2 separate regions of the Homo sapiens genome follow, and region 2 is linked to region 1. Evidence: read pairs that join two places in POLR2A ChIA-PET (ENCODE). Cell type or tissue: CD4-positive, alpha-beta T cell. All regions are shown on one strand.

The links. ChIA-PET counts read pairs that join two places held together with the same protein. Peaks named below come from ENCODE experiments on the same cell type or tissue, not always from the same donor. Only the 100,000 strongest peaks of a DNase experiment are listed, where the experiment ranks them.
Region 2: POLR2A ChIA-PET joins it to region 1 with 8 read pairs; 2 of 35 experiments call an interaction of 5 or more read pairs at or near these places.

What each region holds. Positions count from the first base shown.
Region 1 is chr5:134,025,257-134,027,756 of GRCh38, forward strand. It overlaps a transcript of VDAC1 not described here. Among named protein-coding and RNA genes, the nearest start is that of VDAC1, 22 kb to the left of the region's middle. In CD4-positive, alpha-beta T cell, a CTCF peak has its summit at 1,522; a DNase peak (open chromatin) is centred at 1,495.
Region 2 is chr5:133,929,358-133,931,857 of GRCh38, forward strand. All of the region lies in intron 3 of LOC105379182 (a long non-coding RNA gene), which reads right to left. Among named protein-coding and RNA genes, the nearest start is that of WSPAR, 17 kb to the left of the region's middle. RefSeq lists an enhancer at 967-1,116 and a silencer at 1,337-1,416. In CD4-positive, alpha-beta T cell, no CTCF peak of the experiment used is centred here; a DNase peak (open chromatin) is centred at 1,104; H3K4me3 peaks cover 996 bases; H3K27ac peaks cover 1,466 bases.

The DNA.
Region 1 (2,500 bases):
AGGGAGCATGGGGTTGGGAGGAGGTTGTGGTCTCTTTTAAGCAATCAGATCTCATGATAACTCTTTACCATAGGGAGGGCACCAAGCCATTCATCATTCATAAGAGGTTCACCCCCATGAGTCAAACACCTCCCACCAGGCCCCACCTCCAACACTGGGACTCGCACGTCAACATAAGATTCGGAAGGGACAAATATCTAGACCATATCAGAGGCTCAAATTGAGGTGAGGGCAGCAGTAGGGGTGGGGGAAATGGATGAATTGGACTTATTTAGGAAGTAGAGCCAGTAGGATTCAGTGATGGAGGTGATGTTTCCCTCTCTCCCTCTCTCTTATTTATTTATTTATTTTTATTTGAGTTCTCACTCTGTCACCCAGGCTGGAGTGCAGTGGCGCAATCTCTGCTCACTGCAACCTCAAACTCCTGGGCTCAAGCAATCCTCCCACCTCAGCCTCCCGACTAGCTGGGACTACAGGTGCACACCACCATGCCCAGCTAAGTTTCTTTTCATTTTTTTTCATAGAAATAGGGTCTCACTATTTTACCTAGGCTGGTCTTGAACTCCTGGCCTCAAGCGATCCTCCCACCTCAGCCTCCCAAATGGAGGTGATGTTTCTAGCTGTGGAACTCAGGGTCTGGCCCAGCCTCTACTGGGTTGGAGGAGGGGCAGGTTTAGGGAAAGATGTGAGTTTGGATTGCCATGGGCAGTGCCAACCTTCTGCCTTTTCCACCGAGCCTGGCCTGGGGGAGGGAGTTGCCTGGAATCACCACCAGTCTGGCCACGGGGAGTCATTGCCGGGCAAGCAGCTAGACATGATTCCAACCCTCACACTCCCTGCCCTCATGCAAATCCGAACATCCAAGCCCTGAATTAGAGAGATTCTAAGGGAGAGGGATCTCTGCATCTGCAGGAAAAGGGAGAGGGAAATAAACAAAGTTGGCCCAACTTTTTTTAAACATCACTAAATGGCTGGGTGTGGTGGCTCACGCCTGTAATCCCAGCACTTTGGGAGGCCGAGGTGGGCAGATCACGAGGTCAGAAGATCAAGACCATCCTGGCTAACCGTCTAACACGGTGAAACCCTGTCTCTACTGAAAATACAAAAAATTAGCCAGGCGTGGTGGCGGGCGCCTGTAGTCTCAGCTACTCGGGAGGCTGAGGCAGGAGAATGGCGTGAACCCGGGAGGTGGAGCTTGCAGTGAGCCAAGATCACGCCACTGCACTCCAGCCTGGGTGACAGAGCGAGACTCCGTCTCAGAAAAAAAAAAAAAAAAAAAAAAACACTAAACATTTGATCAAAATGATAGAAAAATGTCCCATCCCCACTGACTCCCCTGGCTGCCACACACCCTAGCTGGCCTTATTTGCGGCTTCCCTGGCCCAGTCTTAGAGCCAGGGCTTTACCAGCCAAGCCAGCTGCATTCCACCTGGCAGGCAAGTTGCCTCCCTGTGGACTGGAGCTTAATGAGCCATGGGTGCACTCCCACCTACTCACCAACAAGTGGCAGCACTCTCCAAGCCCGTCACCCCAAGCCTGCATGGATCTGCACAAAGGTAAATTCTCAAGACAGATTTTCCCCTGTGTGAAACTGGCATCAGATTCCCTCATTTACAGATGTGGAAACTGAGGCTGCTGAAGAAATGCTTCTAAGCCTGAGCTGCAAAGATTTCATTCCCACTAGAGCGTTAGGCTGGTTTTCTGACCCAGTTCCAAGGGCAACCTGGCCCTGGACTCCCAGGGGCATTTGACAATATCTGGAGATGTTTTTAACTTCACAGCTTTGGGGAAGAGGTGTTGCTACTGGCACCTGCCAGGTGGTGGCCAGGGGTGATGCTAAGCATCTTACACAGGACAGGCCCCAACCCCGCCCTATAAAGAAATGTCTAGCCCAGGATATCAACAGTGATGAGGTTGAGAAACACTGATTCAATCAGATTCTCAAGAGTCAATGGCCTGCAAAGTGCTGAGACGTCCCTGGATCAGGGGCCCCTGGATAGGATGATCCCAGCCCTCCTCCCTCTCCCGCCCCATCAGCAGCCATGAGAGGGGCTCCCGTTGCCTCCTTCACCTGCAGGTCTCCCTCAGACCCACTGCTTCATGACCAGTTCCCGAGCAGCAAGGTGTGCAGGCGCTGTGCCGGGCCCTGGAGAGAACATGGGGGACAAGAGAGCGACAGCCCCTCCCTGCCTTCCTTCCAGCAGCTCAGGCTGCAGGGAGAGACAAAGTATTTGCAAATGTGACAAGTGCCAGGGTGGGACAAAAAAGGGACTGAGACACAGAATAATACAGAGGGGACCAACTTAAACAAAGAAGATTGGAAAAGCCTCTGAAAAGGTGACTGCTGAGCTAAGGTCTGAAGAACGAGCCACCCACATTAATTGAAAAGACAACACAACCAACACTAACTTTCATTTGTTTCAATTACCCGTGATCTTCTCCCTGCCCACCTACCATGACTGCAACTCTGTTATTTTTGGTATAATAAATTCATTTCCAG
Region 2 (2,500 bases), 96 kb before region 1:
ACTTGGACTTTTGGATTGAAAATCCTGTCCTAACCCTTCCTTCCTCTTTTGAGGACATCGTTCCAGCCTCTAGGAATGGAATCTAGTGCCTCCGGGTGGGCCAAGCCCTCCAATTCACCCCCTATATTAGTGTTCATAACCTGGGTGGCTTTAAACAAAAGAAAGGTATTCTCTCAGTTCTGGAGGCCAAGTCCAAAATCACAGTATCTGCAGAACCATGTTCCCTCTGAAGGCTCCAGGTAGAATCAATTCCCTGCGTCTCCTCGCTTCTGGATCTCACCAATCTCCACCTCCATTGTCACATGGCCTTCTTATAAGGACACCAGCCGTTGATTTAGGGCCCACCCTAATCCAGTGTTACCTTATTTTAACAAACCTCATCTGTAAAGACCCTATTTTCAAATAAAGTCACATTCTGAAATAATGGGGCTAAGACTGTAACATGTCTTTTGGATGGCACAGGTCAACCCACGACAGTCCCCATACTGCCTCCAGTATGGGTACACATTCTCCAGCATCATCACAGTCTTACTCTGCTTTTTCCTCATCAGCACCTTAGACTTTGGCTGGAAGAACATTCTGGAAAGACAGGCTCAGGAGCTTTGCAGGCTCCTGGAACTGGGAAGAGTCCAGCGTATGTGGCAACTGGGCATTTGCATGTGTCACCCACAGTCTGGATCTCTCTCCTCAGCACATCCGTGGGTCCCCACTCCGCTGAGAGACCGTGGGAGGCGTTCTGGAAGCACTACACGGTGCCTCCTCTCTTCTGAGGTAGCTCAGGCAGGGCCTTGGGCCTGTAAAGCTCTGCTGGCCACATTGGCCTCCTTACCAAGAGAAATGTTTCCAGTGGCTCTGAGCCCAGCAGTGAGTCACAGCAGGGTCCCCCACCAGCAAATGTGCTGTTCCAGCTCCAATGACATTTTGAAGCTCCCTTCTCAAAGTTTCAGATGTGGTGGATGGAGGTGGACAGGAGCTTTGAGCCAAGCGAATGCAGAGGAAGTGTCAGGCTCAACAGTCCTGAATTGGAAGTGTTCAGACACCCACCCGGAAGATGGGGTGTGGAAAACCCAAGCAGCAGAGAAAGTGAAAACGCGAACGGGCATGTGGGAGTCAGCTAGTGACGATATGATTTACGTTTGTGTCAGAGCCGCCGTCCCTGCACTGCGGTGGGTGGTTTGCTTTTGTTTGTTTTAAGTTCCAGCATTGCCACTGACTATGGGATCTTGGGCAAGTAGTTAGCCTCTATCTGTGCCTCAGTTCCCTTGTCTGTCAACCAGGGGCAGAAATACTGTCACCTTAAAGGGTTGTGGGGAAGACTTGAACCCTTCAGGCAGGTAATTCAGGCAGGTAAAGAGAAGGTTAGCTCTAATCTGGCGCACACTACACCCTCGCTAAAGGGACAAGAGCTCTGAAAATGGGTGTTTGTGTCTAACTTTGGAGCTCTGGGTTGGGACACCTCCTTATACCCAAGCTGGGTCTTTGCACAGTGACTCGTGACAAATCACGTTATCAGAGACATACATAAAGACCAATATGCAAGGACGTTTCCAGCAGCATTACTAATAATAGCAAAAAAAAAAAAAAAAAAAAAAAACTGGAAACAACCCAAATAGCCCAAAAAAGGGGAAATGTATGATAGCAGATCCATGCAGGAGAATATTGTGCAGCTATTAAACAAAAGGCAGCAAACAGAACTCTCTCTACAGTGGAACCCTCATCCTGTAAACTGCATATATTCATCACTAAACAGGCAAAATCATGACTGGAGGGAAAGAGACCCGAATGGCAATAGTGCTTCCTCCTGGGTGGTGGGGTTCTGGGTAAGTCTGGTCGTCTTTGCATTCTTCCATATTTTCTAAATTTTCTAAGACGAATTGCTTTTATAGTTAGGGGGAAAAATGAGTAGGTGGTGTTTCATGAGCCACTTTCCAAGGCTGATGAGAAAGCCAGCATTGGTCAGGTTTTAGTGAGGCCTCTTTCCCTCCCTAGGGTCATGCAATATTCTTGGGGGTCCTGTACACAGCAGAACATTCAGGGAAGAGTCTCACATCACCCCTGATGTGACAGCAAGGGTGGGCCTCTGCCAGATACCCCCCTGAGGTCCTGCCAGGTCTTAGCAAGTGCCTAGGCCAGGTGTACCATTCTCTATTGCTTGCGAAACCTGCACACTGAACCACCAGCCCCTTCCCAACTTTAGGAAAAGTGTCCCAAATCTTGCAGTGAGACCAAAACAGATTCATATCCAAATACACTGTCCCCTCACTGGGGTCAGAAAAGTGTGACAAGGACAATGGACCACTGACCACTGCAGGAAGAAGCTCCAGCACCTACAGAATCAGGAAGCGTTGTGGAAAGGCCGAGGGAACCACAGCGTGAGGGCCAGGAAAGCAAGGGTGGGGTCCTGTGCAGCCCCTGAGTCTGGCACTGGGCTCAGAGGAGTAGCGAAGCCCAAGTGGAAGGAGGATACAGAGACTGCTGCGGTTAAGGGCACACTGGAGGG